Linked DNA regions of Homo sapiens: region 1 is linked to region 2. Evidence: chromatin contacts called from ENCODE Hi-C or POLR2A ChIA-PET data. All regions are on one chromosome and are shown on one strand. Each heading gives the region's core, a stretch centred on a gene start or an enhancer-like site at or near the end of the contact. The rest is flanking DNA. Distances are from core to core; before and after follow the strand shown. Region 1 holds the start of ZNF493 (zinc finger protein 493). Region 2 overlaps LOC105372323 (a long non-coding RNA gene).

Region 1 (2,700 bases), core at 169-2,668, 210 kb after region 2:
GGCAGTTATCTTGGTTTATCCCCAGATAGTACTGAAACCCATGACCAGGAAAAAACCAAAGGGTGGCTGAGGACACATCACCCCATAGATTTTCCAAAGGAGAACTTCGACCCAAAAACATTCTGGTAACATCTCTGTGCCTAGACAAGATGAAAGCAAAAGAGACAGAGATTTACTACAATGCAGTGTCAGGGTATTATTATTTGCCTTCTTTTCATGGGAAATATTTACAAACAGATAACAAATCTCTTTAAATGCACCATTTAACCATTTAATGCTTTGCCAAAAAAATAATTAAAATATGGTATAAAAAAGTACAGTAAAAGACAAATAGGCGATAATGTGAATTAGGGAGGAAAAGGTGGCATTTAGGAACGTCAGAGGAAACTGGAAATTATCTTACTGCAAGCCAGAGTGAGGCCGGAGAAATGGGGGATTGGTTCCAAGACTCTGCTTGGGACACAGGTGAAAAATACAGCAGAAAATCAGTTCCCTGTGGAGTGTGAAAATAATTAAGTGGCAGGCAATTAGACTGAGGTATTTCTAGTCCCTGAATTCTTACTTTAAAAAAAAAATCTAACTCAGGTGCATTATTTTTAATTACTACATTCAGAGAAACAAAATTCAGGCTTCAGCAACTGTAAACTGCCAATTAAGCTCTGATTACATAACCAGGAAATTTTCACCTTTAACGCACATATTAAGAAACCATGTAACTGTACCTAACCAATTAGTAAATTTGGTTTCTTCATCATGCATTTTATAAAAGACTTTCCTTCAAGCCTCTCCCACAGACCACAAACTACAAACCATAGCTGGGTGCTCTACAATTCTAGAACCACTCTTTGATTACATTCTTTAATATTTTTGCAGTGACGCCCATAAATTTTTAATAGGAGAAAATAGCAACTGGGAACCCCACGGACCAAAGCTCTTCCCATTCATGAACCCGCACCCCAAGTCAGGATTCTCCCCTGATGACCCTCCCGTGGTCCCCGCACAATCTGAGAAAGACGCGGCGCTGCGGGTGCAGAACTGCCAGAGAGGACTCCAGGCAGGGCACAGTCACAGTGCAGGGAAGAGACAGGACGCCCGGGGCCCCGGCTGTTGGCGCAGCCGCCAACTTACGGCTGAAGGAGACTGAGGCCGAGCTGGGCAAGGAGAACTCAGGGAGCAGATTGTGGAGCTGACTGCGGGGAGGCCTGAGTCCCGCCACAGCCACTTCCCACCGGTTCCGAGCAACTCCTTCCCCTCTCTCGTGATGTCGGACCCAGCACTCTCACCATGTCTAGGCTTTCAGGGGGTCCTGGCATCTTAGCTATGGATTTCCCAGTATCTTCAGGTCACGAAGCCACACACGCTGAGGACACAGAGCAGTGAAGGGTAGACCTGGAGCTCCGGCAGCAGAGAGAAACAATGGCCCAGCCACATCCCGGAAGCCGTCCTCGCCGCTCCAAATGTGTGCCTAATTGGACGGTTCCCAGTTCTGCGTGTCTGATTGGATACGGTTTAAGGGCCCGCCCCTTCAGGCCCTGAGTGACAGAAGATATGACCAAATGCTGGGCGGAGTGAAGAAAGAGTGATAGCCTAGGCTGCAGCCTTTTCAGGCAGGGCTTCCTCCCTGAGCTGAGCCAGGCACACCTTAGAGGGTATTTTCCCTTAACCTTGTGTATAAGGTCATAAGCACTTATAAATAATATATGGCTATTCACAAATTTAAAAAAATAATTATTTTAAAATTTCAGCTTTTATGACCTTCCTGGCTCCTAGTCCTTTGAACTAGCAGCCTGAGATTTTTAAAAGGAGCCAATCTTATGAAATAAGATGTGAGCCACATGTGAATTTTAAATTTTCTAGTAGCCAGACTTTAAAAATAAAGAAGGGCCGGGCGCAGTGGCTCACGCCTGTAATCCCAGCACTTTGGGAGGCCGAGGCGGGTGGATCGCCTGAGGTCAGGAGTTTGAGACCAGCCTGGCCAACATGATGAAACCCCGTCCCTACTAAAAATAAGAAAAAATAACCAGGCGTGGTGGTGGGCGCCTGTTATCCCAGCTACTCGGGAGGCTGAGGCAAAATAATCGCTTGAACCCGGGAGGTGGAGGGAGGCAGAGGTTGCAGTGAGCCGAGATCGCCCCACTGCACACTCCAGCCTGGTCAACAAGAGTGAAACTCCATCTCAAGAAAAAAAAAGAAGAGAGAAAGAGAGAGAGAGAAAGAAAGAGTGAAAGAGAGAGAGAGAGAAGGAAAGAGGGAAGGAAGGAAAAGGAAGGAAGGAAAAAGAAGAAAGAAAAGTGAAGAGAAGAGAAGAAAGAAAATAAAAGTGAAAGAAAAGAAAGCCGGGTGTAGTGTCCCATGCCTGTTATCTCAGCACTTGGGGAGGCCGAGGCAGGCGGATCACCCGAGGTCAGGAGTGCAAGACCAGCCTAGCCAACATGGTGAAACCCCGTCTCTACAAAAATACAAAAATTATCTGGGTATGATGGCAGGTGCCTGTAATCCCAGCTAATAGAGAGGCTGAGGCAGGAGAATCACTTAAACCCAGGAGGCAGAGGTTGAGGTGAGCCAAGATCACGCCATTGCACTCCAGTCTGGGAAACAGAGCAAGACTCCATCTCAAAAATAAAAAAATTTTAAAAAGAAGGAGAAGAAACAGGTGAAATTCATTGTAACAATTTAATTAACCCAATATATCCAAAATAT
Region 2 (2,700 bases), core at 109-2,608:
TTAAACAGATGCTTGAAGGCAGCATGCTCGTTAAGAGTCATCACCACTCCCTAATCTCAAGTACCCAGGGACACAAACACTGCGGAAGGCCGCAGGGTCCTCTGCCTAGGAAAACCAGAGACCTTTGTTCACTTGTTTATCTGCTGGCCTTCCCTCCACTATTGTCCTATGACCCTGCCAAATCCCCCTCTGCGAGAAACACCCAAGAATGATCAATTTAAAAAAAAAAAAAAAAAAAAGATAAGCTCCATGGCATCTGCCATGAAAGGCTCTGGCATCTGCCACGAAAGGCTCTACCCACATCAAAGGTGTTCCTTGCAAGACCACTGGACTGCCTGGCCCAGACCAGGAGATTCTTTTTGTCTCTGTTGCTCTTCATGGACTGGTTCATTAACCTTTTTTTCCCATTTCTTTTCTCTTGATGTTAAATGTTATTTTGTTTGTTGTAGATGTTTAACCCATAACATTTATATATTGATTAGGTGTACTATTATGTATAATTTGCAATATAGAGTGACTTGTGGAGTGGCTTCAAAAAAAAATAAATAAATAAAAGCCTTCTCCTGGTTGGCCTCCTAGAGGAGAGGCTCTTTCTTTCCTCCTCTTTGTGGCTTTGTATAATGGCTTAGCCATGAGCAAGAAATTTGGGATCTAAATGTGGCAGAACCTTGCTGCCCTTAGGAACTCTCTTATTTGACACCAGGTTGTTGGAGTAGGAAGTACACAAACAGCCTGCTTTTGTTTACTACTAAGCCATCTTTCCTCTTGGTTTATATAAAAGCTTAAATACTGGACACTTTTAGAGCAGATTTGAGCTGTTTTCTGATACTTTATATCCTGCCTTTCACAGCAGGTGCAGGGGGTCTTGGGTTTTTCCTGGGTGCAGTAGCCCTTGGCCGGTGGTTTTTTTTTTTCATACCATGGCCTTGACAATTCTCCTTATTCTTTTTATGTTTTTGAGATGGAGTCTTGCTCTGTCACCCAGGCTGGAGTGCAGTGGCGCGATAGCTCACTGCAAGCTCCGCCTCCAGGGTTCACGCCTTTCTTCTGCCTCAGCCTCCCGAGTAGCTGGGACTACAGGTGCCTGCCACCATGCCCGGCTTTTTTTTTTTTTTTTTTTTTTTTTTTTTGTATTTTTAGTAGAGACAGGGTTTCACCGTGTTAGCCAGGATGGTCTCGACCTCCTGACGTCGTGATCCACCTGCCTCGGCCTCCCAAAGTGCTGGGATTACAAGCGTCAGCCACCATGCCCGGCCCATTCTCCTTATTCTTTTGACGTGTATCCTTCTAGTGTCCTTTCCTTTTGCACCGTGCACATAAATCTCTCTCTAGCCTTGGCCAGCTTTCAAACTCCTGTCCGGACTAGCCTTTTCCGTGACTGTGTTCACGCCTGCGTCCATGCCTCTTTGCAAAGCCAGCTTCTCTTCCCACAAGGGCTGCTGCTAGTAAATTAGCCTTTCTTAAGCCTCTGATCAGCTTTCTTCTTTGCCTCCTGATCTCGTTAATGTACACCCTGGTAGCCACTTTAATAAGCTGAGTAGCATTCATGCCTACAGAGCTTCTAACTTCTGCAATTTATGCCTGATATCTCCTTGGGTCTGCCTTACAAATGCCGTATTCACCTTGCACTGATTTTCAGCAGCCTCAGGGTTAAATGGAGTGTGCAACCAAAATGCCTTACAAAGTCTTTCATAAAACTGGCTGGTGCTTTTATCTGCACCCTGGAGCACCTCTGAGATGTTTTATATTGGTTGCCTTTTTCTTTTACCATCCTTTAGCCTTTGCAGAAGTGCTTCTCGGCACTTTTGTGGGTGCTGAAGGTGGACTGCATCATCTGCATCCTGGTGGGGGTCCTCTTGTCCTTTTTAGAGGCAGAAGCATAACTTGGGCATGGCTCGACCTGAGATGGCCTGCCTGACTTTTCCAGCCTTTCGCTTTAACTTCCCAGAGCTCTGATTTCTCTTTCTCGGGTGAGACTGGGAGCCTGTATCTCTTTGAACTTAACTCCTTAGGGGCAGTTAGCCTTGGTAAAGGGGGGTAGATTGGAATGTAGGGAGGAGGGGTCTCTATTCCCTCCTGTGGTTCTTGCAAAACTGGTTTTCTTTTTCCTAAGACTTTTCTTTTGTCTCCATAGCTGCCAGGGTGGCTGATTTTTACTTTCACTTTTGGCTTTCACTTTTTGCTTTTGGTGCTATAAGCCTCTGTGACTTTCCCTTTAACTCTGTAGCTGCCAGTGCAGCTGGTTTCTCTTGGCATGAGCTGTGAGCGTTCTACAATAAACTGCTAAGCAGGGCTGCATTCATTTAGCCATGAGTCAATATAAAGACTAGGTCTGAATGTCCTGGCTGTCCTCTGATCCTAGTCACCACCTTAAAACACATGGCCAATTTCTCTATAGTGCCTTCGGCCAGCCATCCAACACTAAAACAGGGCTATTCTAATTCACAGTATGTCTTTAACTTTTGAACATCCAGTTTCATCCCATAATCACCTCTAAATCCTTTTTTAAAAAAATTCTTTATCGTGCACTCCAAAGGAGTTGGTTTCAATGCTTTCCCTCTCATTTCCTCCCTTGCAGTGCACTCTCACTCTCATTTTCACCCTCAGGTTCACCAGACTGGGTCCTATTACAGGAGTTTTGGATGCTGCTTAGCCAGGAATGTGCCTTCCCCTGTCACAGCCTGCTGCAGCTGCAAAGCT

The links. A loop is a pair of places that touch in the nucleus more often than their neighbours do. ChIA-PET counts read pairs that join two places held with the same protein, here RNA polymerase II (POLR2A). Pooled maps may share reads with other maps.
Region 1: a pooled map shows a loop between it and region 2 (4-fold over the local background). The contact joins the promoter of ZNF493 here to the enhancer-like site in region 2. A Hi-C loop is called at or near these places in 6 of 50 pooled maps. POLR2A ChIA-PET finds 5 or more read pairs at or near these places in 3 of 52 experiments (CD4-positive, alpha-beta T cell, MCF 10A and naive thymus-derived CD4-positive, alpha-beta T cell).

What each region holds. Positions count from the first base shown.
Region 1 is chr19:21,395,851-21,398,550 of GRCh38, reverse strand. It overlaps ZNF493 (zinc finger protein 493), which reads right to left and starts at 1,418. Exons shown (of 4, transcript NM_001076678.3): 1 at 1,284-1,418. The coding sequence starts at 1,313. RefSeq lists a silencer at 1,141-1,379.
Region 2 is chr19:21,604,054-21,606,753 of GRCh38, reverse strand. The region is part of intron 3 of LOC105372323 (a long non-coding RNA gene); the gene reads right to left. Among named protein-coding and RNA genes, the nearest start is that of ZNF429, 100 kb to the right of the region's middle. Within about 2 kb of position 1,358, at least 11 of the 41 ENCODE cell types and tissues checked have a DNase peak (open chromatin) inside an H3K27ac peak, as active enhancers do.